2 separate regions of the Homo sapiens genome follow, and region 2 is linked to region 1. Evidence: read pairs that join two places in POLR2A ChIA-PET (ENCODE). Cell type or tissue: OCI-LY7. All regions are shown on one strand. Each heading gives the region's core, and the rest is flanking DNA. Links, peaks and the distances in the headings are about the cores only. Region 1 overlaps ARHGAP26 (Rho GTPase activating protein 26). Region 2 overlaps ARHGAP26 (Rho GTPase activating protein 26).

What was found. Peaks named below come from ENCODE experiments on the same cell type or tissue, not always from the same donor. Only the 100,000 strongest peaks of a DNase experiment are listed, where the experiment ranks them.
Region 2: POLR2A ChIA-PET joins it to region 1 with 6 read pairs; 3 of 35 experiments call an interaction of 5 or more read pairs at or near these places.

The regions. Positions count from the first base shown.
Region 1 is chr5:143,143,337-143,159,477 of GRCh38, reverse strand. ARHGAP26 (Rho GTPase activating protein 26) reads right to left here. Exons shown (of 23, transcript NM_001135608.3): 20 at 12,097-12,247. Among named protein-coding and RNA genes, the nearest start is that of ARHGAP26-IT1, 41 kb to the left of the region's middle. In OCI-LY7, for the core only: no CTCF peak of the experiment used is centred there; no DNase peak of the experiment used is centred there.
Region 2 is chr5:142,990,689-143,006,829 of GRCh38, reverse strand. All of the region lies in intron 11 of ARHGAP26 (Rho GTPase activating protein 26), which reads right to left. Among named protein-coding and RNA genes, the nearest start is that of ARHGAP26-AS1, 130 kb to the right of the region's middle. RefSeq lists an enhancer at 4,383-4,452. In OCI-LY7, for the core only: no CTCF peak of the experiment used is centred there; a DNase peak (open chromatin) is centred at 8,159; H3K4me3 peaks cover 611 bases; H3K27ac peaks cover 789 bases.

The DNA of each region.
Region 1 (16,141 bases), core at 4,395-9,394:
GGCAGCTCTAGACCAGCACATACAGAACTACCTAATTCCTCTGTTGTACTGGATAGTACTCAACTCTACTATTTATTTAGGCCGTCCTTTATTGATAGCTATTCCTGCTGTTTCCACTCTTTGGACATCATTAATTTGCCTCTCCAGACACAATCTTTACCCTGATCTCTTCTCTGGGATCTAACCAGCATGGATTTCTTCAACAGGGCTTTTGCAACCTCGGGCTTCCTGTTGGGTTCACCAATGGGGAGCTCTTTAGACTAGCAGGGGGAAGGAGACGGCCAAGGCATTTATTCCATTTCTGAAAGGTCTGGCTGTGTCCCTTGACTGAAGGTCACTGCTCCTGTCAAGACACCAACTCATATATCCTTCTGGGTTCCTGTACCACTTTCCTCTCATGTTCTCTCAGCTAAGGGTGGTGACTGGGCAGCAGCTGCTAGCCCTGGCTTACTCTACTATCTCTTGTGATTCCTCGGCACCAACTCTTTTGTTAATAAACCCTCCTTGAGTTATGTTATTTTGAATGCACCAAAGTTTCTTCTTAGGATCCTAATACATCAACCTTGAATGAACACCTTTGCCTTTGTTTGTTTGTTTGTTTGTGGACAATAACATCTTGGTTTTCCCTGAAGACAAGGCTTCTCCTGTATAGGGCAACAAGAGGTAATAGGGTAGTCTGTAATGCAGCTATTTTATCCCTTTTCTGAGTATTTTTGACAACAGCCAGGGAATAGCCCCATCACCAGCTGCCTTTACTTCATAAAGAATATTAGAAGGAACATTAAAGCAATGTCTTAGTGAGAACTCCACTGCTTCCTTGTGAAGGAAGGTGATAGATATTAGAAGAGAATTTGATAGTGCAAATGCAGTGAATGACTAAGATGCTACATTTCCAGATAATTTTTTTTTCAGAAGCTCTTTTCCCTTTTGCCATAATGACAGTCAAATCAACACAGAGTCCTAGGCTGGAGAGGAATTCCTGAGGCTAAATTCTTCCCCAGTGGAGAGTTGAGATTGCAATTAGTTTCTAGCCTAATCAGCGTAGTTTCCAGTTGGCTCCACCCAACGGAGGAACAATAGGGTAGGGGGCTTTGACCAACGCTCTTTGTGTAAACAGTTCGATGCCTGTCTTGGAAGAGGAGCACTTCTATTGATTTCAGTGTATTTTATTATTTATAGTTAATTTAATTTGGGGTATTTTAATTCCTTTTTAAAATTATATCAATGTTTTTAATCTGGGTTGCTTTATGTTACATCAGGATCAAACAAATAAACAAAAGTAAACATTGAGTGTCCATCCACTGCCACCACGGAAAGAAATCAACACTAGGGGTTTGTTCATTGGTAGGGGGAGCAGTCTGAGAGCAAATAAGAAGAAGGAATAAAAATAATAGTAGAAACCAATTTTTATTGATTGGTTTTATTGATTGATACTCTGAACGAGGCCATTTACTAAGTGTTAGGAAGGCATTATCTTATAACCTTGAAAGTAGGTATTATTATTATTGCTACCATTTCACTGAAGAGGTTTAGCTTAGAGATAGCAAATAACTTTCCCAAGTTTACACAGTTAGGAAATGGCAGAGCTGAGGCTTGACCCTGGTAGATCCACAATCAGGCCACACAGGCTTTGCCCTGCCCCAGATTCTAAAGCTTACCAATGCTTTTCACGTGATATAACCCTATAACCCATTTCAGTCTTCGGAAAGCTATTTGTGGCCATACACTTATATATAAACAAAATCTCTGTTCTCTGAAAGGATCTCTACCATAGTAATGCCATCCATTATGAGAAATACATTTTCCCCCCTCAAAAGTAGAATGTCGATTTAGAATAGCATTTCCCAAACCATGGAATGCTCTTTCAAGAGGCTTAAGAGAAGTGCTGTAGAAATCATGTACTATGGTCAACGTATTTAGGAAATGTAGCGTAAGAGATGCCCCTTCAAGATGGACATATTAAAGGCTCAGAAGTTCTCTAGTCAATAATTTGTTGAACTGGCCAGGCATGGTGGCTCACGCCTGTAGTCCCAGCATTTTGGGAGGCTGAGGCAGGTGGATCACTTGAGGTCAGGAGTTCAAGACCAGCCTGGCCAACATGGTGAAACGCTGTCTCTGCCAAAACATATAAAAATTAGCTGGATGTGGAGGTGTGCACCTGTAGTCCCAGCTACTTGGGAGGCTGAGGTGGGAGAATTGCTTGAACCCAGGATGTGGAGGTTGCAGTGGGCTAAGATTACACCACTGACCTCCAGCCTGGATGACAGAGTGAGACTCTGTCTCGAGAAAAAAAAAAAAAAAAAAAGAAAGAATGTGTTGAACTTAGTCCAAAGCAGCTCTTGCCCCCTTCCCTTCCTGTACCAGTTTGGGAAATGCTGATTTAGACATCTCTAATCTGTCCACGCCGATGCTCATCCATCACCTTCAGTATCACATAGCCTGAGAGCTATTTTTCTGTCAATACCAGCATCTTGATCTTTTCATGTTACACACACAATAGATAAACAATAAAAACATCTACTGGCTTGATTAATTGATGCACCCACCCTGTCTTGATTTGTAACCAACAGGCACGCATTTGCGAAGCAGCTGACTGGGCTTTTGGGGGGAGATGGAAAGTGCAGCCCTGGTGAGCTAATAGGTTCCTGTGAAAAGCAAACCCATCCCTCCTCAGCTATATAAGCTGTGACTGATCCCAAAGGCCACGGGCAGAGCTCAGTTAAGCCCCAGTACTGTCATCACTGCACAGACAATCATAGGGTGCTGGTGATGACACAGGCTTGGCCCTGAGAGCTTTACACTGAGGTAAGTCCTGATTTTATTCTGGTGGAAGTCCATGAGCTTAACGCACTAGATCACTATGCACTATGGCTCTCAGACTTGAGCATGTATCAGAATCATCTGCAGGGTTTGGTAAAACACAGATTGCAGGGCCCTCCTTCCAGAATATGCTGATCCTATAGGTCTAGGGTGAGGCCTGAGATTCTGTAGATCTAACAGGCTCCCAGGTAACACCAATGATGCTGGTCCCAGGACCACACTCTGAGAACCAGTGCACAGAGCTAAGGGTCTGCCTTGGAAGACCAGTGTAACAGAGACCAAATGAAGCCTATGGTTGATCCTGCCTGGCTTTCCAGATCCCTAATGCAGAGAAGGAGTTAAAAACAAGATTCTAAGGCTGTTTCCAACTAGGAATGCTTTCCTAGCTAAGTAAGCATCTGCTTTCCAGATTGACTAAAAAAGGTTTCAAAAGCAGTACTTGAACTCTAATGTACTTTTAATTTACCCAATTTAGAATCTGAATCTACGAATAAGATCCCTCAGATTAAATACACAGAGGTAGAAACAATTCTAATCTAATCCTAAATAAGAAAAATAACACTTTAGATTTCCTTCAAAGTTCCCTCACAGGCATAACAATGTTGAAAAAGCCATGCGAAATCTTAAGCCTATTTCCTTCCCAAATATTCTACCAAAAATTTGAGATTTAAAATGCCTAACACTTACACAAATAAAATACAGTGTCATAAGGCATTTGAGGGCAGCTAAATTCAAAATGAAATTCAGTCATTCATACCTTTAATTAAACTCCAAAGCTTTAAGCATGTACTGTGTATGTCAGGGCAATTTTTGGAAACTGTTTTAGGTTATTTAGCAAGATTTATAAGTTTATAGAAAAAATACAGACCCTTTATATGATTTTAGCTTGTACAGGAGAAAAGAACAGAACAATATGTGTAAAGGAAAACATTTTTCCATTTGTGATTTCCACTCTGCTGGAAAACAGGGATGTGGCTAGGCATTCAAACGGCGCTCTGCCCTTACCTCCTCCCATACCCCCTCTGCTGACAGGCTGTAGAGATCCAAGTGCCACCGATGGGTCCCTGGTGCTTGGGAAAGAAACCCTGCTGGGTCACCAAGTGTGAGGTCTGTCTCAAGCAATTTTTATATTTTAAAAAAGAAGAACCACCACTAATAACCAACACATTTATCTCATAAAAATTGGATGAAGGCAGGAATTTCCACCCTCAACCAAGGGAAGCCCAGCTGGGCTCCCGATTGATGAGTGAGATCTTGCTTAGGGAAAGAGAAAAGTGGACATGAAGCCACTCAGAAAATGGGTCACACCAGTAACAAACTGAAAATGTCAAGGAAACGTGGCCTAGTTACAGGGCAGAGCTGTGGCCTCCACAGCCCAGGAGCCTGAGGTGACAGAGGGAGGGTATCTGGCATGTCCAAGAAACAACAATGAACGAGTAAGTAAGCTGGAATCCCCAAGGGCACTGTGGGGAGCAAGGAGGGGCAAATGAATCCTTTTGAAAACAATGAGGCGTTCAGGTTATTTCCAAAGGTGGGGAATGTCACCAACTTTTCAGGCAAATCGGTCTGAAGAGATCTTTTCTGCTTGGAGGTGGGTGAGAAACAGAATTCTCCATCTAAAAGGAAAGATCCTTCTCCACAAAAAGTTGATCCAGCCACAGAGGAAAACTTCCTCTTTCAAAGCCCCACATTCCAAAGGATGACAAATAGAGACAATTCTAGTAAAAGCATAGCAGCCTGTTTGGGTGTAACCCTTTGGCATAAAATAGCATGGGGATGGTAAAATTGCTTTTTAAAAAAAAAAATGCTATGAATTATCACTTGTCTAATGCATATTATTCATTTTGCCATTCATTTGGTCTCAATAAATAACAGCTATGCACACAATTATCAGGTACCCTGTGGGATTCAGAGGTTTCCAAATCTTTCAGGAACAGGGTGTGGCGTGTCTACCCTAGCTGGTCTTGCTTTAAGGAGGGGTAGCACCTGCCTCTACAGCAGAAGTTCCTTCCTCCTCTTCACTGATCACTTAAAGCCTGGACTGAGTTATAGCTCCAGTCTCAGATTCAAGGTAGGAGGCTGGTGGGGGAAGGTGAGTGGGACAGCCTGGGACATTTCTCTGCACAGGAAAAATACATACCATGGCTGAGGGACTGGAGAAAAAGTAAGGACAGTTTGTGGGGGGAGCCCTCCAAAATAATACTATTAATTGCCATACACAGTACTAAAATACGTAAGTAAAAGATGATCTTAATTTTCATGCCACCTATTTGAGGAGGTTATGATCACACTATTTTACAGATGAGAAAACTGAGGTACAGAGAGCTAAAGTCACTTGCCTCCTTCTCCTCCAAATCCCTATCTCCTTGGTTCTCCATTAGTTTTCTCCCTGGGACTTCTCAATATACTGTGTGACATACTGTGTTAAACACTGATTTATCTCCTGTCTCCACTAGAATATAAAATCCATGAAAGCAGAAACTCTTTTTTTTTTTTTAATATTTTTAAATCACTGTATCTTCAGCACTCAGACCACCACCAGGCCCACAGTAGGAGTTCAATTGACATTTGTGGAATGAATGTTGACCAACTAAAGTGGAAGATTAGTAAAATTTGAGAGATATCTCTGAAGGCAAGTTTTCCCTGAATTTCATCAGAGAACAGCTGAATCAAACTCAGAAGAAGCCAGCAATGTTTCAGAGAAACAACTCTGTCTGGACGCAGGCCTTGTTTATCCTTTGAATTCCAGGGACTGTTCTCTGGCCACTAAGACAGGAGAAGAAGGTTGACTCTGGCAGAATCTGCAGGCGTTTGGCATGCGTGCGTCTTTTAGGTCACCAGAAATAACTTGGAAATGCATGAGCGTGTGTGTTAAGACAGAAGGACGAGAAAAATTAGTTTTATTTATGAGGCTACTGAGCAGTTAGTTATTTTTTAGGGGTGGGGACCACTTAGGCAGAGAGAACTCCAAGGTTGGGTTCCATCATTGCAGTAATCATCCCAGCCCTCCTAGCTTTCTTTCAATCTTTCAATCTTTGTGGTCTAAAGAAGGCATTTACCTAGTAGTTTCTAATTTGGGGAAATTACTGCAGCATGTTATGTCCCTGGTGGGGCATTCCCTGACTTCTTTCTCAGCATTTGTTTACTTCCTCCTTTAAAATCACTCTCTCCCAGAAAGGAGTTGGCATGATGCCCCACTGGTCACTGTGGAAGGAGAGAATGATTTATTTCTGCAGCCCTCAGTAAGCACCCATTGAACGACCCTCATCCTTGGAGGTGGATCAGCCCCATTTCTTCCACCAGAGACAGTGGAAGATGGTGGTAGTGGGCATGCTCAGGTCCAGAGACCAGTATCATCAGCCAGGCAATGTCGATGCCAGAACTAAAACCTAGGGTTTCCTGCTTTCCATTCCAATATTTGAGCCACCTTTCTTGTTTGCCTCAGCCATTAGCCATAAATTTTGTTTCCCAAATTTCTTAGAATCTCAGTTACAAGTTGTTTTCTTTCCAAGAAGATTCTGAAAACCGAGAGGCTAGTCTCCATGCTGCACTATACTATAGTGAGACTCTTCCATACCTTTCTATTCATGCAGACAGCTCAGCCCCATCCCAAGACAGCTGCCCATGACTCCGCGGTCACAAACTCACAGGACTTGTGTCAGTTTACTATCACTGCATATTAAACCACCCTAAACTCACTGGGTTCCAATAATCACAATGTGATATTTATCATGAATCTATAGGTTGTCTGGGAAGCTTTGGCTGGTCTTGCCTGACTAACCCAGGTGGCTGCATTCAACTGACTGGTGGTCCCAATGCTGAGCTGCGCTGAGAGAGATAGCTGGGCTTCTCTCTCCAGTAATCCGTCATCTTTAAGGAGGCTACAACAGGCTTCTTTACATGGTGACTGGGTTCCAAGAGAATGAGAGAGAAAGCTGTGAGGCATTGTGGCCTGGGCCTGGGAAGGCACATGATGTCACTTCCTCCACATTCTATTGGCCAAAATAAGTCAAAGGGTAAAGGTCAGCCTAGATTCAAGGGCTCCAGCTCTTAATGGGAGGGGTTGCAAAGATTCTATGGCCATTTTTAATCTACTATGGGCCTACAGGCATTAGGTATAAAAGTGAAGCAGGCCAGCTGTGAGATTATAGAGACCAGAGAGTATCATCTGCTCCCAAGTTTCACATAGGTTTAGTGTAACCAACTCTTCTGACACTTCAAAAGAAGCTGGAAATCTGGATTTAAAAAGATGTGTTAATAGACTCTATTTTTTAGAGCAGTTTTGGGTTTACAGAAAAATTGCATGAAAGTTTTACACATACCCTCTCTATTTCTACATTCTGAGTTTCCTTAATTATTAACATCTTGCATTAACGCGATACACTGGTTACAACTCATGAACCAATATTTATATTGGTTCATTATTATTAAAGGTCATAGTTTACATTAGCATTCAGTCTTTGTGTTCTATGGGTTTTGACAAATGCATAATGTCTTGTGTATATCCCATTCCAGCATCATACAGAATAGTCTCACCGCGAAAAAAATACCCTGTGCTCCAAATATTCATCCCTCTTCCTCTCCCCAGAATCCCTGGCAATCACTGATCTTCTTATTGATTCCATAATTTTGCATGTTCCAGAAAGCCATATAGTTGGTATCATATCATACTGTAGTCTTCTCAGATTGATTTCTTTTTTTTGAGATGGAGTCTTGCTCGGTAGCCCAGGCTGGAGTGCGGTGGCACGATCTCAGCTCACTGCAACCTCTGCCTCCCAGGTTCAACCCATTCTCCTGCCTCAGCCTCCTGAGCCTGGGACTACAGGCTCACACCATCATGCCCAGCTAATTTTTTTGCATTTTTAGTAGAGATGGGGTTTCACCATGTTGTCCAGGCTGGTCTCAAACTCCTGACCTCAAGCGATCTGCCTGCCTTGGCCTCCCAAAGTGCTGGGATTACAGGTGTGAGCCACTGCACCCCGCCAGACTGACTTCTTTTACTCAGCAATATGCATTAAAAGTTCCTCCATGTCTTTTCATGGCTGGAGAGTTCACTTTTTAAAATCATTGAATAATATAGCATTGTCTGCGTGCACCATAGTTTGTTTATCCATTTTCACATACTGATAGACATCTTGGTTGCTTCCCAAGTTTTGGCAATTATAAATAAAGCTTCTAACAAAATCCATGTGCAGGTTTTTGTGTAGACATAAATTTCAACTCATTTGGGTAAATACCAAAGAACATGATTGCTGGATTGTATGCTTAGAATATGTTTGGTTTTGTGAAAAACCACCAAACTGTCTTCTAAAAATGGCTGTATCACTTTGTATTCCCACCAGTAATGAGTGAGAGTTCCCACTGCTCCACATCCTAGCCAGCATTTGATGTTGTCAGTGTTCTGGAATTTTGGCCATTCTCAGAGGTGTGTAGTGGTATCTCACTGTTGTTTTTATTTGTATTTCCCTGAAGACATAAGACGTGAATCATATTTTTATATGCTTACTTGACACCTGTATGTCCTTTTTGATGAGGTATCTGTTCATATTTTTTGCTCATATTTTAATTGGGTTCTTTGTTTACTTATTATTGAATTTTAAGAGTTCTCTGTATATTTTGGATACTGGTCCTTTATCAGATATGTGTTTTGCAAATATTTTCTCCTAGTGTGTGGCTTGTCTTTTCATTCTCTTGAGTGTCTTTCACAGAGCAGAAGTTTTTAGTTTAAACACAGTCCAACTTAAGTTTTTATCTCACAGATTATACTTTTAACGTTGTATCTAAAAAGTCATAATTATACCCAAGGCCACCTAGGTTTTCTCCTATGTTATCTTCTAGAGGTTTTACAGTTTTGCATTTTACATTTAGACCTATGGTCCATTTGGAATCAATTTCTGTGAAAGGTATAATGTCTGTATCTAGATTCATTTTTGTGTATATGGATGTCCAGTTGTTCCAGCATGAAATCTGAATTTTATGTGAAGACTCCTGATTTTAAAGGTTTGTTCAAGTCTTTTTTTGGTGGTAGTGGTACCAGAGGAATTCCAGCTCCCTCCTCCCCTAATACACATGTCTGCAGAATGCATTTATCCATCCTGGATAATCTCTGCCTCCTTCATCCTTCTTACCTGGAATGCTCTTCATCCATCCACCTAAGTTTTTCCTAATGCCCACCTCACACTCCATCTACCCGACCTTTTCCACTACTTCGACCTAGTGTGTGCACTCACCACATATTCAGTTGACAGTGGTTGAACTCTGAACACATTATGACTTGTAAGTCCCCATTAGCACTGCCATATGCCACTGCCTTTCTTTCTTAGCTAGACTGTGAACTCTTGGGGAAGACAGGAACCCTCTTATTCCGGTTTACCCCAGGTAGCTTGGCATGCATGGGTCTGGGCATAAAATAGGTTCAGCCACAGTTGCTAACAATTTCAGACTAGCTGGACTTTGGTCCTGACTTACCAATTGTCCTTTGTTCTTCAGGAGAGATGGCTACTTCAGGAGTCAAGCTGAGGACCTGCCAAAGATTTAAACCCAGCAGCCTTGCCCTGGCACAGGTAGAATGATGGCCTCTCTAATTTTGATGCCTGATTTAGCATTACATTCATGTAAATAAGAGGGCCCTGATGTCCTTGGAGAATTAGGAAAGATTAGTAATACAGCAAAATGTATTATCAGAGGTACCACTGTATTATGAGTAACAAACATGTTTCTTTCACTATGATTTCTCTCTGGTCATAATGATATCCCAGTCATTATGAAAAATAGTGAAATAAAGGAGTGAAATAAAAAGAACAGATAGCTTCCTGGTGACTGGTTCCCTACCTCATGCATAATTAATAGTCAAGTTAATGGTAATCCTCCCAGCCCACCTTTGTTCTTTATTTTCATCTGCATCATTAAGTGTTCCCACTGGAGGATCTCTGGACACTTCCAACTCAACAACGATGGAGGGAACAAAAGGGTCCACACCTGAGGCTGAGACCCAAGTCGTCTCAGGTGATTGTTACCGTGGCACGTCTGTGTGCCGACAGATTTCTCAGAATCAAATTGCTCAGGGAAAGTACTGTGGGTCCATTTGTTAGGACTGCCTAACAGCCATGCATGATCCACACCAGCAAATCCCAGGCAGAAAATATCAGGGAGACAGGATCCCAGGAAAATCACCTCACTGCCTGGGGTTTGAGAAGTGGCTGCGAGCCTGCCTGCAGAGCTTATGGGGGACTTTGACATGGCTCTCACTCAGGGCCATGGCAGACGCTGGTATCAGGGCTGATGCTGGTACTGCTTCTACCTCAGGAACAACCTTCCCTGACCTCAAGACCCAAAGGTATCAATCAGCGACTCACTCAGCTTGGAAGGACAGTGGTCTTGTTGGAGGCACACCCACACTTCTTTTTCTAATTCTCCTCCAGAGACAATTAGAACCGTTCCTGTTATCACCCTCCCTTCCCCAGGAAAGCCCCCCAGATCTGTACCAGGCAGGCAACAGTCCCTCTGGGTGGTGTGAAGTGGGCAGAGCGATTCCCAGGATGTTATGAAAATAAATCGTATCTAGACACCTAAAAAACAAAAAATCCCAAGCCTTCTCCTCAGGACCTGTTTAAAAGACACACCTCCCCTTTTCCACTTAGCTGCTTAAGCAACCTCTTTGTACACACTGTACTCAGCAGTGACTCAGGGGCCCACAGTTACCAGCCACTGAAAAGAAAATTACAGACCACTAGTTGGTAGCGGCTGGCTAAAATCAGGGGATGTTAAGCAACTTGGGCTAGAAATTCAACCTTGCTCATACAGAGCAAGGAATCACTTCAGCAACTGCTAGGTACAGAAAATTAAACCAACTGAAGAAAAAAACAAGTAAAGAAAATAGAATCTCCCTAAAGTCTAGGAAAGTGGGTATAGGAGAACCTGAGAAGGTCAAACCTCAAGGCAGGGAGGCTCCCTAGGCAAGCCCAGCCATGGAGAACCGGAAGAGACTCACTGCCCATAAGCCAAACAAATTCAATTATTTTGAGGTCCTGAGGCACTGGTCCACTTCTTGGTGAAGGAACATGTGATTTACCACTCAACAGGCAAATAATTAAACTTCCTGAACATCAGTATGATTTAAAGCTGCCAACAACTAAAAAGATCTTATATTCTCAGTTTCAGATTTCATCCTACAGTATAGTCACATTTTTATTATGTACCTCTTAAGTCCATTTGGAGTCATCTCTCCTCCCAAGCATTTAATAGCCCTTAGTGTCTTCTAAGGCAGAAATTATCAGACTCATTTTGCAGATTTGTAAATATCTCACAGCAATTGAATGGCAGGGTGCTGTCATGAAACTATGGCATGTGGAGGAGCAGGAAAAGGTTACCGACATCCTAGCATCTCACCGCCATGCTAGCGTCTCCCCACGTGAAACAACTGCCCTGAAGACAGTCTGTGGCTGAACCTCAATGTATTTTCACTTAGAGAATGGGAAAATCATCTGTTTTTCCTGAGTCTTACATAACTGTAGCCTGAGAGTCCAACTGTTCCGGTCATGGCCTCACATTCTTTCTGCAAAGGCGCTAGTTGACAAGATTTATGGGGTAGTCTAAGGAAGCATGTGAAGCAATGTGGGGTTGAAACCATGAGGGAGAACTTTCTGATCCTAGCAGAGTAGACCTAGTTTCTGTGGAGGGCTAGACAACCAGCCCCCAAACTAATTGTCCTGACTATGGGTGCTCAATGCTGAAAAATAAAGCAAAAAGGGTTCTTCTCTTTCATAGTCTCTGTCAAGAAGTCATAGTCATGCTAAGGTTTGAGGATGTGAAGACACAAAGGGCTCCTGGGGGCTCTTCCTTATGGAAGTGGACATGGAGTTGGCATTGAACATTTCCAACATAGTCAGTGGGGAGGGAAACCGAGACAACATAGATGAGTGAAACAAACTCGGCCACAGAGCTGCTACAGTCCCTGGACGTTTGTAAAACTTACAGAAATTGCTTTTCATGCCTAGCAGCCAGCACAGGCAATAGCTATCACCAAAGCCATCTCAGCAGGACAGTAAATCAAAAATCACCAAGGCTAAGAAGCAGTATGTTAAGAATAACGACTCCCTCTGAGATGATGATGCTTTAAAAACCCACAACAAGCCAGCTGAGCTCCCAGTTTAGGGAGGAGGTTTAAATAATGTTCAGGGGATAATGGTCCAAAGTCAGATGGAGCCAGACAGCAAATTCTAGGTGGAATGGCTGACCAAAGCCCTTGTGGGGTAGGCAGCTGGACATCATACTTACAGTGAGTTGGGCCGGGTGGGTTTGACCACAGCCAGGTCTGGGTCACTGGAGTTCATGTTGGGCTGTAAGCTGCTGCTGGAATTAAGGATGCTGTTTGGATTTGATGAGACAGATTCCAAACTGGAGTTGATGATGCTGTTCCTTTGTTCCTCTGGGGGGGAAAAGCCACAAGTCCCATATTAATATTATTGCATAGGGACAGTCTATTGCTACATGCACAAAAATGTATAAAGAATAAGACTGGATCAAGATCTCTGATCCCAGGGAAGCTTAAGAAACAACATAGAAAAGGTTAAGAATTAAAAGTGGGAAAGGAAGAGTCAAGGGGGAACAGGTGACTCGAAATTTTAAAGCAAACCCCTTTCCTCGTCATAACAGGATATATCTCCCCTTTAATATAAGCCAGGATTTTTTCTAAGAGTGGCCCTACTATGGCACCATAAATTGCATCTTCTTTTGACTGGCAGATTGCCAGAGTAGAGAAAAGCCTCCACAGACCCCTCACATTCACCCAGATCCCCTTGGCTTCTGTGACACTCACCTTTTATTCTAAAACTCCTGCCTCTAATATTGCTCTAATTGATCAGGCCATGTCCCACCTCCAATTCCATAGAGCCTCACCAGAGAAGATCTACTATTTAGCCACCAATGTCCTTACGACTCCACCAGTCTAAATTCCTGACCCTTTCTCAGACACATCTTTCTGTGTTGCCTCTAGCTCCATGTACTTGGTGTTTGACTTCAAGTGAATTCTTTGATAAATCGCTCTGTAATGGGCTGCAGAATGGTTTGCCTATAAACAACAACAAAACACTTGAGTCCATAGTCCCAGCAGTCATATTCATGCTTGGAGAATACTGCCAAGCCAAGAGACAGAAAACCTGAGTTCTCTTCAAGCCCTGACTGGCTATGTGGCCTCAGGCAATTTCTACTTGATCTTGGATTCCTGGTTAACAATCTATAAAATGGGGAGAACAAGAACTGCCTTTCACAGCTTGTGGAACTGTCATGAGGATCAAGTGGGATCATAGGCAGGAATGTATCTTGTAAACTTCAGAACACTGCTCAAAGAACAGAACTTTATGTTCTTCCCATCTTTAAAAACTTGGAATCATAAATGGAAAACACAAATTTTGGAGATAATTTAGCTAAATGGTACCAGCATCCACCATTACTGTAGCAAAATATTATAGATGTGGAATGTGATTCTTGTCCCCTATTTATTACAGATATACCATATTAAAATCAACTGATATTTCTGAAAATTAATTCACTTAAACATCATATCTAGGCTAATCCTGGACCTTTTTGCAGCGAGTCAGGGGTATGTTACAATATATCCCTCAGAGTACAGTCTAGAGTCACTGGTATGATAATTTAAAGGCCAATATTTGAACTCAGGTCTCTTTAGGCAATTAAGAGGGTGATGTGTCATAAAAATACTTTTCCCTTTGCACGAGTCATGTATGTAAAAATAAAGTATGCTTACAAAGTGATTCTAGAGTAAGCCTCACGTTAAATACATACACATTCACCCCAATACCCCTGATATCTTAGCAAATCCTTAATGCCCTAGATAAAGCCCCACAGGAGAGAGAAAAACCCTGTGAGGCTAGCTCCTGACTACTGTACTCAAAGTAGATTTGGAAAAAGTAGATTGAATTGATGCCTGAGATTTAAAACTGTTCATATTTTAAGAGCTTCGTTTTTGAACAGAAACGACAACAAAGAGAAACCAAAAGAGTTACACTGAGCCAAGATGTAGGAGGACTAACAGGGCCTGTAAATGGGAACTTCCTACCAGAAAGAAAAACAACGCTAAGATTACATAATAAGGGGATCATTGAGAGATTGGATGTGCCATTTATCAGTATGAATCAGTATCAGTAAAATTTTCCTTTTCACAAGACACGCATACAAAGATGCCCGAAAGACCATGAGGAACTGGAGGCTACCATATAAAGAGAGAGAGTGAGGACGGTTCCCTGGGCTTCAACTGGAGACATTTACTGCTTCACAGGACAGGAAGAAAAACAGTTGTATTAACTTTAGTTTGAGAAGCTTAAAGGGCTAAGTTTGCATGGCATAATTCTCAGAATTCTTAGGGAACAGAAGAGCATAACTATTGCTCACATTTCTCCTGTGATTATATTTACTTTTCCAGGAGAGGATTATCATTCTACAAACTAAAAACAATATCTTGCTAAAAGTATATTCGTCTTTCTAAAATGTTACCAGGAGATTATTTTTCTCCCTTACTATCCATTAGTAAAGGAGGGTATAAAAATGTATCATAAGGCTTCATAGTTTTACAGCCAAGAGGGCCAAATATGCATCTTGAAAGGCTGACTCTTTATTGGTATCCCTTGCTGGGCCATATGACAAGAAAACCCAGAAACCTGGCATTCCCTGACTATAAAACGACTACAGTTTTGTAGAAGAAAGGTCTCATCATCTGTAGACAACACATAATGAGACTGAGAACATCTAGGTAGAAGATCAAAGCCAAAAGGCTGACAATCTTTACTGACGGTAAGTAGGCAGGTGAGGATTATTCCAGGGAAAGAGTAGAGAATAAGACCAACAGCCAATCAAATGTTTTAGTGGTTATAGCAAACTATACCAAGACAAATTTTACAGCATTTGGAGTCAATTAGGAAATAAGGAGAAAATGAGCCAAGCATAGTGGTTCATGCCTGTAATCCCATCGCCTTCAGAGGCCAAGGTGGGAGGATCACTTGAGGCCAAGAGTTTGAGATCAACCTGGTAAACACAGTGAGACCCCCATCTCTACAAAAAAAGTTAAAAATTAGCCAGGCCTGGTGGTACACACCTGTGGTCCCATGTACTTGGGAGGCTGAGGCAGGAGAACTGCTTCAGCCTGGGAGTTCAAGGCTGTGGTGAGGTATGATGGTGCCAAAGCACTCCAGCCTAGGTGACAGAGCAAGACTCTGCCTCCTTTAAAAAATAATAATAATAATAAAGAAAAAATGATCCCGTAATGTCACTCGAAACAGGAAAGTTTTTCATCAGCTAGGCAAATGAGTACTGCTCCTGACAGAAGCGCACAAGAACAGGCAGCCTAGAAGACACTTTAAAAAATAAAAATTAAAATTAAGCAAATCCTTCAAATAACATAGCTAGACTTCCCTGAGTCACTGATGATTCAATCCAGCTCTGGTATCCTCATAGAAGGTATAAGAAGGACTGATGGCAATTATGTTGCTGAAGGAAAAAAATTATAGGCTAGTGGGCTTCAAAAGAAAAACAGCTAGTTATGAGTCAAGTCAACAAGATCACAGAGGACCATGTCAAAAAGGAAAGAATGCCCACAACTCAGGAGTATGCCTAAACTGGTTGAAGTCAGTGAGAATGCTTGCCCGCCTCAAACATGTTTGTCAACAGGAATCTGTCTTTGTATCAATCACAGAAAACAAGACCTCAGCAACAAGAACATGATAAAATAAATCCCCAAATAATGGTAAGCATGCATTGGCAGTGCTTTCACAAACATATGTTCTATAAGGAGTGACAAACTGCATGTGAACTTGGTCCTTAAGGATGCAAACTACCCGAGGGCAGGGACATGCTGTCTGGCCATACAGCATCCATTAACGTGGCAGGTGAGGTCACCATTAGCCATCCATTCCTGGTGCCTAGCCCATGGGTCACTGACACTAAGGCTCCGTGAATGGTTATAAGATAAATATTAAATATAAGGGAATAATACACAGTCAAAAATTTATGCTGCTGGAACAGAAAGGGGTAGTTTTGCGTGACTGAATTTTTCAGGTGCTTTAGACAGGGACCATAAATGTCCTTGAAACCAAAGTACTGATGACAGTGGGCAGAGTTTTTGTTTTTTGTACAAATCAGGAACGGAAAAACATGAGTATGCAACCAAATCACTGCAACTAAAAAAGGAAAGCCGCAGAATAATTTTGGTGATATTGTACTTGTTCTGGGGGTTGCCATGGAAATCTGGGAGCTAAGCGACTTCACTTTCCATATTTACCAAGTGACTCCGACCCACTCTAATGGCAAC
Region 2 (16,141 bases), core at 6,246-11,245, 150 kb after region 1:
CACAGGCCACACTTGGAAAAGCTTTTGGGAAGGAATTGTTTGAATCTGAAGCATGAATAGCCTGGAGTAAATAAGGATGTGTCTCAACTCAAGGGGTCAGAGCCAGGGAGCCAGCTATTGGTTCTTCCTCCTCCTCCCATCAGAAATGTGACTCTCATCACCATGGTCTGAGTGGTGAAATGTGCTCAGTGGAGCAAAAATAAGATGGCTGTTGCTACTTTTCTGTTTCTCAGCTGACAATACTCTGCCAGGCTTTCCCTTTCCACTGCTACCACTGTTGTACTTGCTGTCTTAGGGAGGCTCCCTCAAATGTGAAACCAATAAAAATATAGTTGATGGCACTTCCCAAAGACCGATTCCTGAACCAATGTCAAGACCTTGCTCTTACCCTGTAGAATTATACATAAAGGGGGTTCAGTAACTAGCACATAGCCAGCCACTCAGAAAGTACTGATTGGATAAATAGAGAGCATAAGAGAGAAACTGCAATTAAAAAAAAAAAAAAAAAAAAAAGAAAAAACACTAAAGGTGGAGTTGGTGAGGACAATGCATTGGCCAGACAGAAAAGGAAAGCTAGATGTGTGCTCAGGTGTCCAGGTGACCGCTTTGTTCTCCCCAACACCTGGCAAATTCTCTATGAATCTTTCTTACAAGGGAGTGGAAACAGACAATTCAGGCCTTCCTAAGAGAAAACAGGATACAGATTTATCTTATTTGGCTTAACTCAAGGCTATCAAAATCCCTCACATAGCCATTTATTTTCTATGTTCCACCCCTGTGTGTTAGCTCTACATCCACCAGGTGACAACGAATGCTTCTAATAGTTTTGAAGCCTATGGTACCACTGGGGAGTTCTGAAATAAGGGCTAAGAAAGGGGTTCTGTACCTGTTGGTGCCGAGTCCCTTCCCCTACACAATCAGAGGCATCTCAAGACTAGGCAGTCTCTTAGAAAATGGCCCAATAAAAAGTGACCAAATGGCTGTGCTCCTACAGCCATCCAAAAGACAGAGTCTTTTAACAGCCCCGGAAGCGTTCTTGCTGGTGAATAAAAACTGCTGCTTGCTGTTCAAAACATGATTACAACAATGATGATGAATAGAAAAATAAACTTTCTTTTCCATTAGTTCAAGCATTGCCTGTTGCTTTGTACCTTGTGGATATAAGCAACTTATCTCTTAGTATTATTCCTCAGTAACATTGGGGGAAAAAAGTGCTCTGGACACCCGTGAATACTACTGTTCAACATCCATGCACCTCTTTTTCCAGGGATACCACCCTCATTTTCCTTGGGGAGCCACCTCCCTGCCAAGGCAAGTTCATATGGTTTGGGTGGGGCTGATCCCAACTCCATCTTCAGGTTTGTTGCATGTGATCCAGACTATGCATCCTACTGCACATATGATTGGCCCAAGCCAAACTCAGCCGATGACACTCACTCATTTTTTATTACAACTATGGGAAATGAGGCCTTGTGTTGCTAGGAAAACAGGATGCATACCTGAAGCTTTTGAGGCCAACTTCGGCTACCACACAGGCAAAGCCTTGAGCAGAAAAGGTCAAACAAAGAAATGCAGGGCCATGAATGAAGGGACATGGGATTCTGATGGTATCATTTGAGCCCTTTTATCTTAACATATCAGAAGCTCATCCCTGCTCTTTCTATAGTATATCAATAACATACTTTTTATTTTTTAGTTGTGTTTCTGTTGCTCACAGACAAGGGTTGTGGTAATTTTTTTTTTAAGTGCATGACAGAAAAGCCTACTTGTGCTTTATAGGGAACTCTAGAGTGAAGGAGAAAAATGTGCAACAAAGTTGAACGAGAAACTGTGCTGTCATCCTTGAATTTCCCATTCCTTCTACCTCACATATCCAATCAGTTCCTAGTTGTATCACTTCTATTACTTTCATATGTCTTGAACCTATTCCTCATCCCCACTTCTTCTTCTATTGCCCAAGGTCAGATTGTTTTTGCCTTCTCACCTAGACCTTGACATTGGCTATATCCTGGTTCTTGTTGGCTCCACCCTCTGGCTCTGCTCACTTGCTCTGCAAGATGTGTTTCCCTAAACCACAGTGTTGGTTGGAGAAGAGAAGGCTTCAAAACATCACAATACCAGTCTTCAGATTCTCAAAGGGCAGTGATGTGACAAAGGGGAAATCTTATTGTGCTGAACAGAGATGAAGGTCAGGGTGGAGTCCCCAGGAAGGCAGATTTCAGCCGAACATAAATGACTGACAGGAGCTCTTCATGGTCCACTAAAGCAGGAGGCTGACCCAGCATCCTCTTACACACAGACCTAAGCCCCCTTCTGTCTAGAAGGCATCCCGGGCATTCCTGGGCTGATTAATTTCGCTGCATTTGGGGTTTAATCATTGTCAGCCTAACCCTTTCACTGGTATAGGCCCTGGACAGATTCCAAAACAGGGAGAAATGGATTTGGATGAAGTTGAGTCAAGTGGTGGATGGAGCATGCTGTGGCTTTGGAAACTTGGCATTAAGGTCTGTGTTAAAGCAAACTAAATATGGCCTGAGAAGGACTCCATGCTCCTATATCTGAGTCCTTGTGGACTAACTGTAACCTAACTTAATAGGTAGACAAGGTTGAAAACCTAACTTAGGAAAATTTACCTATAACAACAGCTGAGTCTTGGCCAATCCCAGCAGCCATACCTCAACCACTTATACACTGATGAGTGTTCAAACTATGTTCAAATAAGGCAAACACCAAGCTGTAACCAATCCAGTTGTTTTTGTACCTTACTTCTGATTTCCGTACGTCACTTTCCTTTTTTTTTTTTTTTTTTTTTGTCTATAAATTTGTTCTGACCACGAGGCATCCCTGGAGTCTCTCTGAATGTGTGGTGATTCTGGGGGCTGCCCAATTCGCAAATTGTTCATAGCTCAATTAAACTCCTTTAAATTTAATCTGGATGAAGTTTTTATTTTGTCACCTGGTTCTACCACTTTTGAACTATGCGCCCTTAGATAATCATTCAACATTTCCGAGTCTGCTTTCTCATTGCAAAGTAGAGCTAAGTAATAATACTTATGAGAGTATTAACAGAATTTAAAATAGTTATCACAGGGACTGGAGGTGCTCAAAAACGTTATTTCCCTTTTCCTTACTCCACAAATATTTCCTAACTTACTTGATGGCTGCAGACAACCTTAATCTCTCGTTTCTTTGATCTCTTACTGCTCCTACAGTCTATATTCTACAGAATTTAATACTTCCAAATAAAATTTTTCATTCTTATCATTTCCAATCTCCAATCAAGGTTAATTTTACATTTCTATGGGGCAGGGTTTAGGGGAAGTGATCTATGCGGCATCTAAATGTTTGCATATATTCAGTGTCCAAGAAATTATTCCTCATTAAAGGACAAGGGGCTTAAGGATGCGCATTCCTTCGTCTGGGTCTTTCTCTGCAGGTCAGAGGCAGGTCATGATGACCTTGATGAGCAAATTATCCTTATGGCAATGCTTTCACATTTTGAGTGTCACTGGCACTTACCGCAGTTCTCTGTGAGAAATTTCAAATTAAGCTGATATAGTTTCAAGAGAAAAGGTGAAACAGCTCCTCCTGGAGCATGTAGGTGGTAGGTCACACCCCAATAACCAGTGAAGGAGTAGGCCATTTATTTTAACTTGTTTTTGGTTCTGGTGAATTAGGCACAGGCTAACTGTTCTGGGATTATTAACACTGATTGTTGTGGGTGCTTCTCCTCCGCTACCCCGTGACTTTGATTTGTGTGTTACATAAACACTGTTGCCATAGTTATAATTCAGGAAGCTTTGTTGTTTGACCTTAAGAAAAATTCAACCTCAAATCAGGATAACACTGACTCTCTAGACCACAATAGACCATCAGAGGGTAGGATCTGCCAAATTTCTTCAAGCTTCTAGAAGGAACTACTGTATTTTGGGTAACAAGCAAGCAACAAGAGGAGGAAATGCTGCAATGTTATGCAATTTCCTTGCATTTCATATTCAGCAATCCTGAAAACCTTTATAAGCAACTTCCCTAGCTTTCAACCGAAGATTGGAGTCACAGCCAACATAAACAAAAACTGGATGCAAAAGAGGAAGAAAGAAATCTAAGTAATGTACAAGTCAGAAAAGTGTTTCAGGAAATTTTTAAAGGCAGCAGAAAGGGCAAAAGCTCATTTGCTATCAAGTGCATGACAGTTAAGTAGATGGCGTGCAAGCTGACATGTATGTAGGATGTGGCCAGGTCACAGTGTGAGGAGTCTTACGGCTCTAGCACTTCCTGGCTTCAGGCTGATGCAACATTAAAAAGTGGATGTGAACCCACTCATCTGTCAGCATGCCGTTTTCATGGTGAGAGGAGAGACCACCTCCCATCCTCCCAAAAGAAACTGAAATACTAAACAGAGAATGTCTTTATGTGCTCCCCTCCCCAACCCCCAACCCCCAACCCCCAACCCAGTGTTTTTGGAAATAGTTATACAGCTCTGTTAGCAGAAGAGAGAACCTTGCTCTTTTGTGCTTTAGAAAACTGCATATGAGAAATTCCTCGGGATGGTATGCAGCACACCAAAGTAGGAGCTCATAAGGCTCTTCTGCTGCCCAAGTGGGTCCCAGCCCAGGAGAAACAACGGGCAGAGAGTGAGTCACAGCACTATGCAGCTCCTTTCAACCTCCAGTCCCTTCTTCCAGGAGGTTCCGGGCAGTGGCATGCATAGCTGTCTTCATTGCAACTCGAGGCTGATGCAGTCAGACAAACTCAAAGCACGTTCATGATCGCCTTCATCCCCACAATGCCCCTTGGAGAGGCAGAAGGTGAATGTTATGTTATCCAACACAGACACAGGGAAAGGTGACTTCTTCCCTTGCCACAAACAGCTGTCAGTTCAGAGGACTGCATTTCTAGATCTATGACTCGAAGCTGAGTTTCCTACCCCAAATCCAAAAATAATCTTGATGCCAACTCGTATGCATGCAACAAGAGATTCTGAGAATATTCACTCTTTTATTCTGTTGCTTTGAGCTGGCAGTAAAGGGTATCCCCAGCACTGTGATCACATGGAGAATCTCAGTATTCTCCCACAACTCCCAAGGAGCAGAATGAGGTTTCTAAAATGGAACTGTAGATTCTAGAATTCTGCACTCTGTGTGGGTCCCCCACCTCCATCACAGGCAGAATCCACTCCACTTCCGACTCCAGGAATAGTGTGACTTAGGCCAGCCAGAACAGCACATTTACTCCCAATCCACATACCCTTATAAAAATTCTCAAACATACAGAAAAGATGAAAGAAGAGACAGTAAACATGCATATACCCATCACCTCCATTCTACAGTTGTTCATATTTTGCTATATTTGCCTTATCACATATCTAGCCATCTTTCTATCATCCATCAGTCCATCTTGCTTTTTAATAAATTTTAAGAGGAGTTGCAGATATCAGCACTTTTAAACATTTCAGAACACATATCATCTAAAGTTCAATATTTGTCCATTTTTAAATGTAAAATGTACATACAATAAAATACATAATTCTTAAGCATGCCAATCATGAATTGTGACAATTTCATATACCCATGTAAGCTAAACCTCTATCAAGATAGAAACATCAGCTCAGATAGTTCCCTCAGACCTCCTTCCATCTTACTCCCACCCCTCACACACCCCATGCACTGGCAACCACTGTTCTGTTTTGCACCCCCAATTAGTTTTGCTTATTCTAGATCACTATACAAACAGACTTACATCATATATATTCTTTTATAGCTACTCTGTTTCACTCAGCATAAATTTTTTTTTTTAAGTTCTGGGATACATGTGCAGAACATGCAGGTTTGTTACATAGGTATACATGTGCCATGTTAGTTTGCTGCACCTATCCACCCATCATCTAGATTTTAAGCCCTGCATGCATTAGGTATTTGTCCTAATGCTCTCCCTCCCCTTGCCTCCCATCCCCCAACAGGCCCTGGTGTGTGATGTTCCCCTCCCTGTGTCCATGTGTTCTCACTGTTCAACTCCCACTTATGAGTGAGAACATGTAGTATTTGGTTTTTTGTTCCTATGTTAGTCTGCTGAGAATGATGGCTTCCAGCTTTATCCATGTCCCTGCAAAGGACATGACCTCATTCTTTTTTATGGCTGCATAGTATTCCATGGTGTATATGTGCCCCATTTTCTTTATCCAGCCTATCATTGATGAGCATTTGAATTGGTTCCAAGTCTTTGCTATTGTAAATAGTGCTGCAATAAACATACGTGTACATGTGTCTTTATAGAATGATTTATATGATTTATAATCCTTTTGGTATATACCCAGTAATGGGATTGCACTCAGCATAAAATTTTTAATATTCATCCATGTTGTGGTGTGAACCAATACCTTTAGTCCTTTTTACTTCTGAGTTGAAATTTAATGTTTGAATATACCATAGTTTTATCAATTCCTCTGTTGATGGACACCTAGGTGGTTCCCTGTCTGTAGCTATCATAAAGCTGGTCCAAAGGTTTTTGTACAAATCTTTTTGAAGACATGTGTTTTCACTTCTCTTAGGTAAATACCTAGGAGTGGAACTGCTGGATTCTACAGTAGAGTTTTTTGTTATTAAACAGAAAACTTCCAAGCCTTTGTCGACAGTAGTTGTGCCATTTTACTTACACCCCCACCAATAATGTATGAGAGTTTGGGTTGCTTCACATCCTCACCAGCACTTGCCAATCTTTTCATTGTGTTGTCAATCTTCTACTTTTAGCTGTTCTAATGGGTATGCGTAGCAGTATCTTATTATAGTCTCAAACTGCATTTTTCTGATGATCCATGATGTATACTTTTTCATGTATGTATTGGGCCATCTTTTGTCCGGCGTTTCTTCAAGTCTTTTTTCTGTCTTTTAGTTAGGTTCTTCTTTTTATTACTGAGTTTTATGGGTTCTCTATACATTCTGGATATGTCCTTTGTCAGATATATGGTTTGCGAATATGTCCTCTTATTCTACAGCTTGCCAGTTGATTTCTTAATGGTGTCTTTTGATAAGCACTAGCTTTTAATTTAAATCAAGTCAATTTTTTTTCATGTTTTTGTAGGGCTATCACTTTCTATGTCCTATTACATAACTTTTGCCAATCCCAGATCGCATAGATTTTGTCCTATGTTTTCTTCTGAAGGCTTTATAGTTTTAGATTTTATGTTTATAACCTACCTTGATATTTTTTTAACCCCCACAGCAGCCAGAAAGAAAAATTCACCTTGAATTAATCCCCCTAGTTAGCCTAGTTTATAAACATTATTTAGAGGTGCTTCTGAGTCATAACCTAGATTTGAAACTCACTGGTTTTAAATACAAATTTAGGAAAAAGTAGCCTTAACCCGCCTCACTCTCCTCTTTCTCCTTCCCCCAAAACAGTTCTCATATTATAAAATTGATTCATATATCCTTTGGGAACCCTCACTATATTAATAAAACTGAGATCTGCCTCCTACCCCCTCAGCTAAAAGGACAAGCAGGTAAGTGTGCTGAGCATTGTAAAGATCTATATGCTCGAGGCTAATTTTCAGGGGACTCACCTAACTACATGGCCATCTATAAGCTATGATTTGAATGGGCAGGGAGCCCTGGGAGCTAACAAGTATAGTGGCCCTAATCAGTCACTGCCTTACTGTGGGACCCGGATCAAACCTCTTCGTCTCTCTGTATCTTAATTTCCTAAGGCATCAAAAGGGGGGCCTGAAACAAACCAGCTTTGAAATGCCATACTCTTAGTCCCTATAATTTTTAATATTTCACCATCATGAATGAACCCCTTTAGGTCCTGAAGGGCTCTCTATGCACTTTAATAATTTCATATATACATTAGGATGGTAACATCTCAAATCTTACCAGCAAACAGCAAAATTGGGATCTGCTGACAGTTGACTAGGAATAAGGTCCTGCAAATGTTGGAGGGAGTAGGAACTGGAAAGGAAAGGGACAGCAGGTTGGAAAGCTGCTGATCAGACTAGCTCACCGTCTCGTGTTGCACAGGCCATATTCTGCCTTCTTGTTTCAGTTCTCATACTGTAAACAAATGTTCTTTTCCTTTTTCTTTTTTTTTGTTCTTTTTTTAGGGGGTGGGGAAACAGGGTCTTGCTCTGTCACCCAGGCTGTAGGGCAGTGGCTCGATCACAGCTCACTGAACAATGCTCACTGAACAATGTGGTTTAAAGTTGACCTGGATGAAACAGGTTGTTAGTATGTTCACATCAAAAGCTCACAGTGCCTAGCCAAGCCTCTCTTGCTTCTTCTTTAGAGAGAACAAAAGCACACCGGACCTGAGCAACCAACATACATTTACAAACACAGCCAGCAGCCAAGGCAACCAAGTGGACTAAGCCCAGTAGGGTCCCCTCCCCAGAGTGGAGGATGGGAGAGATTAGGGCATGTCTGTCTTGAGAGCATGACAGATGAACGCACAAATCCAAAGGCTGCTTCTGGGTCCTTTCCTATCGTGCTTGATATAGCTGACCACCTGTGTCCTTTAAATGTCCACCTCTCCTTGGCCCTACTACTCAGCCCTGCTCCACAGCTCTCCACAGGTTCCTCTGCCCTGTACTAATCTTAACATAAAAGGAATATATAAATATACAAATACAATCATAAATATAAATATGAAATCTATATAAGTGCATATATACACACATACATATAGAGTCAATTTTTGTTATTTGCAGGAGTTACATTTTATAACACAGCAACAAACACTGAGTTAGCAAACACTAAACCATTGCTTCTAGGAGAAACACAGTTAGGTTCCTGCAAGCTTCTGGTTCCATTTTCATCAACCAATCAATATATAATCCTATTTTATGTGTATTTCTGTCCAAAGACATCACCTTATTCAATTTCTGCTGCTGAATTGTTTTCACTGAGCTCATATCCATCTGCATTATAATTTATGCTTGAACAAAGTTCATCTCACAAGTATTTTCATATTATGCCACAAGGCACATCATAAACTTCTTTCACTTAGACACGATATCAGCATTACATCTGGGGACCACTTTAGCAAAATCACCAAAAGAAACCACAAAATGAAAAAAAAAAAAAGTAGCACTAAATGGAGTGTGAAAAGGGCATTTATTGGGCTAGGTGCAGTATCTCCCACCTCTAATCCCAGCACTTCAGGAGGCAAGGCAGGAGGACTGCTTGGGATCAGGAGTTTGAGACCAGCCTGGGCAACATGGTGAGACCTTGTCTCTACTAAAAAAAAAAAAAAAAAAAAATCAGCCAGGCATGGGTGGCATGCACCTGTAGTCCCAGCTACCTGGGAGGCTGAGGCAGGAGGATCACTTGAGCCCAAGGGATCGAGGCTGCAATGAGCTATGATGGAGCCACTGCCCTCCAGCCTGGGTGACAGAGCAAAACCCTGTCCCCACCAACCCCTCAAGAAAAGAAAAAGGAAAATGATATTTGTTTACAGTATGACAGCTGAAACAAGAAGGTAGAGTAGGGCCTGTGCAACACCATCAGTGAACATGCACAGTGGATGATCAAAATGTTTCACCACTCTACCCATGCCTACAAATGATTGTGAAAACTCTGCAAGTATTGACTTTAGGGTTACAAATAAATTTTGGTGAGTAGATGAATTCACAAATATGGAATCCATGAATAATGAGGATATATACGTGTGTGTATATATATATACATGCACATACAATATACATATATGAATATATGTAAATGCATATATATAAAGTTTTTTGGAAAACAGCTATGCTCATTCACTTACTTGTCCATAGCTGTTTTTGTGCTACAATAGAGTTCAGTAGTTTCAACAGTCTGTTGTAGGATATGTATATATTCAACTTTACTAGGTTTTGAATGGTTGTACTAATTAAGACTCCCACCAGCAGTACATTATGAGAGTTCCATAGCCTACTCTAAAAATTCCCTAAGCTCCTCCTTGGACCTCTTTACTCATCTCTCTCTCTCTCTTTCTATAAGCCACAATTAGAAATTTCATCCATTCCCATAGCTGCAACAATGCCTCCATGCAGATGGTGCCCCACCTCTAAATCTGCAACCCCAACCTCCCTCCAGTTTTCTTTGGAGCAGACCTCCATTTCTAACTGTTTGCTGGCCATCTTCATCTAGGAATTTCCCCTAACCTCAAATCTAGCACCTATCCTTCCTACAACCACCAAGAAGGGTTTCTCAAGACAATAGGAGGGGTAACACCTTAAAACCTGTGAACAAGCCACTAAATTAGTACTTGCTTTTAGTTAGGTGACAGCAAGGCCATTGAACAGAAACACATACACACATATGCACACAAAAACCTATTTTCTTCTTTTTTTAATTTTCAAGACAGAGTCTTGCTCTGTCACCCAGGTTGGAGTGCAGTGGCGTGATCTTGGCTCACTGCAACCTCCACCTCCCAGGTTCAAGCAATTCTCCTGCCTCAGCCTCCTAAGTAGCTGGGATTACAGGCACATGCCACCAAACCCAGCTAATTTTTGTGTATTTTTAGTAGAGACAGAGTTTCACCATGTTAATCAGGCTGGTCTCAAACTTCTGACAGGTGATCTGCCCACCTCGGCCTTTCAAAGTGCTGGGATTACAGGTGTGAGCCACTGCACCCAGCCACAAACCTATTTTCATTTTTTATTATACTTTAAGTTCTGGGATACATGTGCAGAAAGTGCAGGTTTGTTACATAGGTATACATGTGCCATGTCGGTTTGCTGCACCCGTCAACCCGTCACCTACATTAGGTATTTCTCCTAATGCTATCCCTCCACTTGCTCCCCACCCCCCAGTAGGCCCCGGTATGTTATGTTCCCTCCCTGTGCCCATGTGTTCTCATTGTTCAGCTCCCACTTATGGGAGTGGGAGTTGTGAGAACACAACTTATAAGTGAGAACATGCAGTGTTTGGTTTTCTGTTCCTGTGTTACTTTGCTGAGAATGATAGTTTCCAGCTTCAACCATGTCCCTACAAAGGACATGAATGCATTCTTTTTTATGGCTGCATAGTATTCCATGGTGTATATGTGCCATATTTTCTTCATCCAGTCTATCATTGATGAGCATTTGGATTGGTTCCAAGTCTTTGTTATTGTGAATAGTGCCTCAATAAACATATGTGTGCATGTGTCTTTATAGTAGAATGATTTGTAATCCTTTGGATATACACCCAGTAATGGGATTGCTGGGTCAAATGGTATTTCTGGTTCTAGATCCTTGAAGAATCACCACACTGTCTTCCACAACGGTTGAACTAATTTACACTCCCACCAACAGTGTAAAAGCGTTCCTATTTCTCCACATCCTTTCCGGCATCTGTTATTTCCTGACTTTTTAATGATTGCCATTCTAACTGGCATGAGATGGTATCTCACTGTGGTTTTGATTTGCATTTCTCTAATGACCAGTGATGATGAGCTTTTTTTATATATGTTTGTTGGCAGCATAAATTTTGTCTTCTTTTGAAAAGTGTCCATATCCTTCATCCACTTTTTGATGGGGTTGTTTTTTTCTTGTAAATTTGTTTAAGTTCCTTGTAGATTCTAGGTATTAGCCCTTTGTCAGATGGATAGATTGCAAACATTTTCTCCCTTTCTGTAGGTTGCCTGTTCACGCTAGTGATAGTTTCTTTTGCTGTGCAGGAGCTCTTTAGTTTAATTAGATCCCATTTGCCAATTTTGCTTTTTGTTGCAATTGTTTTTGGTGTTTTAGTCATGAAGTCTTTGCCCATGCCTATGTCCTGAATGGTGTTGCCTAGGTTTTCTTCTAGGGTTTTTATTGTCTTAGGTCTTACGTTTAAGTCTTTAATCCATCTGGAGTTAATTTTTGTATAAGGTGTAAGTTTCAGTTTTCTCCATATGGCTAGCCAGTTTTCCCAACACCATTTATTAAATAGGGAATCCTTCCCCCATTGTTTGTTTTTGTCAAACCTATTTTCATCTAGCAACTGTTATTTTCTCATTGTGACATTTCTCTGTGCCTCATTACCCCATCTATAAAATGGAGAGCATACCACATAAAGTAGAAGGTAGCAGCAGCAGAGCAGCTGGCACTATGCATGGCACAGAGTAAATGCTCAGTAAACAGCAGCCAATAATCATTATCTTGGTTAATGGCATCACTTTTATCTCAGTGGCTAGACCTAAGATCTGTCCTAAGTCCTGTCTTTTCACTCCCATATCTAATCAGGTGACAATAACTGGATTCTGCTTCCAGCATGATTGTATCTTTCTCTTCAGTCCCAACAGTCCCATCTGGGAGTTCAGCACCTCCTGCTTGGAATGCCTTCACAATGGTTACTCTCTGCCTTCCCAAAAACTGCATACCCTTCATGTGGCCACAGCTCTGAAATCACTTCTGCTCAAATCCTTTATGGTTGCGTCACCCCTTAACAGCATAATGTCCAGATTTCTACATGAGGCCTCTGATAAGCTGGCCCCAACATTTCCTACCTTACTTTTCTACTTTCCCTTCCCAAACCTCATGACCATCTACATGCAACTACTAGCTGTTTCCTCATCTGTCCCATGATTTCTAAGAATCTGTGTTGCCATATTTCTTGCCAAGGAAGCCCTTCTATGCATCTCTGCCCGTGAACATCCTTCAATGCCCTACCTATACGTGCTCCTCTATGAAGCTGCCTTCAACTCCCTCAGTCTAAAATCATCTGTTCTATTTCAATAGCACTATGTTCACACCTCACACTGATGTTTTTCACTCTGAAATGCAAGGTGACAAATTTATCCTGGTAGACCAGAGGGCCTTGCACATAGCAGGCATTTAATAAATACTGGTTGAATGACATGAGGAACCAAGGCCATCTAAAATGTTGTCAATGCACATCTTAGATTCAGTTAACATTAACTTCAAAAAGTGGCTCTTGCCTATAATCCCAGCACTTTGGGAAGTGAGGTGGGAGGATCACATGCGCCCAGGAATTTGAGACTGATCTGGGCAACATAAGGAGTCCTAGCCTCTACTTAAAAAAAGAAAAGAAAAGAAAAGAAAAGAAAAAGAAATTAGCTGGGCATGATGGCATGCACCTGTAGTCCTAGCTACTTAGGAGGAAGGCTGAAGCAGTAGGATAGCTTGACCCCAAGAGGTTGGGGCTGCAATGTGCTGTGATCATGATGCCATGGCACTCCAGTCTGGGTGACAGAGCGAGGCCCTGTCTCAAAAAAAAGAAAAAAAATCAACAATCTAGTTTGTAATTAAAAATGAATTTAGGGCTGGGCATGGTGGCTCACACCTATAATCCCAGCACTTTGGGAAGCCAAGGTAGGTGGATCACCTGAGGTCAGGAATTCGAGACCAGCCTGGCCAACATGGTGAAACCCCATCTTTATTAAAAACACAAAAATTGGGCCGGGCGTGGTGGCTCACACCTGCAATCCCAGCACTTTGGGAGGCCGAGGCAGGTGGATCATGAGGTCAGGAGATCGAGACCATCCTGGCTAACAAGGTGAAACCCCATCTCTACTAAAAATACAAAAAATTAGCCGGGCGCGGTGGCGGGCGCCTGTAGTCCCAGCTACTCGGGAGGCTGAGGCAGGAGAATGGCGTGAACCCGGGAAGCGGAGCTTGCAGTGAGCCGAGATTGCGCCACTGCAGTCCGCAGTCCGGCCTGGGCGACAGAGCGAGACTCCGTCTCAAAAAAAAAAAAAAAAAAAAAACCACACAAAAATTACCCGGGCATGGTGGTGGGCACCTGTAACCCAGCTACTCAGGAAGCTGAGGCAGGAGAATTGCTTGAACCTGGGAGGTGGAGGTTGCAGTGAGCCGAGATCCCGCCACTGCACTCCAGCCTGGGCGAAAGAGTGAGACTCCATCTCAAAAAAAATAAAAATAAAAATAAAGAACTTAGGACTCAGGAAGCTCTTCAAATATGGAAAGAGTAAATTGCCATCTGTCTAGCAGCATTTTAAGTATTAAATTGCTCACTTACAGTTGTGCTCACCCCAAGAAGGTTAAGCAGTCCGCATCAGGCGAGGCACAGAACCCAGCAGTGTCAGCTATGAAAATAACAATGTCTTGGATGACAATTCATATGGTCTCTGTATGGCAGCTGATCTTTGCATACCCTATGTGCTTTAAAAAATCACTACTGGCCAGGCGTGGTGACTCATGCCTGTAATGCTAGCACTTTGGGAGGCGAGGCAGGCGGATCACGAGGTCAGGAGATCGAGACCATCCTGGCTAACATGGTGAAACCCCTTCTCTACTAAATATACAAAAAATTAGCCGGGCATGGTGGCGGGTACCTGTAGTCCCAGCTACTTGGGAGGCTGAGGCGGGAGAATGACGTGAACCCAGGAGGTTGCAGTGAGCAGAGATTACGCCACTGCACTCCAGCCTAGGTGACAGGGCAAGACTCCCTCTCAAAAAAAAAAATAAAAAATAAAATAAAATAAATAAATAAAAAATCACTGCTGCACTTCTTAAATCATCTTGGAGCCTTTCGAATCAGTTGTGAAATAGTTAATTATTCAATAGTGTTAAGATAATAAAAATCATTTGGAGGAATAAAATCAAGGTTGGTCTTCACCTTACATCTTGATGCCAAAACAAATCTCAGGTAAATATTTATCTTATTATGGGAATCCATTCAAACAAAGATAGGATGCATAAAGTATCTCACAGCCTTAATACAGAAAGAGTAATTAACACTCAAAGGTGAATACACCAAAAGAAAAAAAATGTACAAAGGATAAACTAATTGCAAAAGGAGAAAAAGAATTCAATAACCATAGGGAATATTCAAAAACAAAAAAAAGTCCTAATTATAACAATGATAATATGTTTTACTTTTTGAAAAAGTTAAGAATTTTCTTAAACTTTGGTAGCAACTAGTATAGATGTAGGCTCAGGGAAATGGATATTCCCATATGCAACTCATGGAAGTATAAATTGGCACAGTCTTCATGAAGAGCAAGCTTCAAAGATAAATATACAGTCATGCCTCACTTAATGACAGGGATATGTTCTGAGAAATGCGTTGTTAGGCAATTTTGTTGCCCTACAAACATCATAGAGTGCACTTACACAAACCTAGATGGTATAGCCTACTACACAACTAGGCTATATGGTGTAGCCTATTGTTCCTAGGAGATAAACCTATACAGCATGTTACCATACTGAATACTGTAGGCAACTGACACACAATAGTATTTCTGTATCTAAACATATCTAAACATAGAAAACGTACAGTAAAAATATGGTATAAAGATAAAAAGTGGGGGAGGTTCCAAGATGGCCAAATAGGAACAGCTCCAGTCTACAGCTCCCAGTGTGAGTGACGCAGAAGACAGGTGATTTCGGCATTTCCAGCTGAGGTAGTGGGTTCATCTCAGTGGGGCTTGTTGGACAGTGGGTGCAGCCCATGGAGTGTGAGCCTAAGCAGGGCAAGGCATCACCTTACCTGGGAAGTGCAAGGGGACAGGGAATTCCCTTTCCTGGCCAAGGGAAGCTGTGACAGATGGTACCTGGAAAATCGAGACACTCCCACCCTAATACTGCGCTTTTCCAAAGGTCTTAGCAAACGGCACACCAGGAGATTATATCCTGCACATGGCTCAGAGGGTCCCACGCCCACGGAGCCTTGCTCACCACTAGCACAGCAGTCTGAGATCGAACTGCAAGGCGGCAGCAAGGCTGGGGGAGGGGCATCCACCTTTGCTGAGGCTTGAGTAGGTAAACAAAGCGGCCAGGAAGCTCGAACTGGGTGGAGCCCACCGCAGCACAAGGATGCCTGCCTGCCTTTGTAGACTCCACCTCTGGGGGCAGGGAATAGCTGAAAAAAAGGCAGCAGAAACTTCTGCAGACTTAAACATCCCTATCTGACAGCTTTGAAGAGAGTAGTGGTTCTCCCAACACGGAGTTTGAGATCTGAGAATGGACAGACTGCCTCCTCAAGTGGGTCCCTGACCCCCGAGTAGCCTAACTGGGAGACACCACTCAGTAGGGGCCGACTGACAACTGATACAGCCAGATGCCCCTCTGAGATGAAGCTTCCAGAGGAAGGATCAGGAAGCAACATTTGCTGTTCTGCAATATTTGCTGTTCTGCAGCCTCCACTGGTGATACTCAGGCAAACAGGGTCTGGAGTGGACCTCCAGCGAACCCCAACAGACCTGCAGCTGAGAG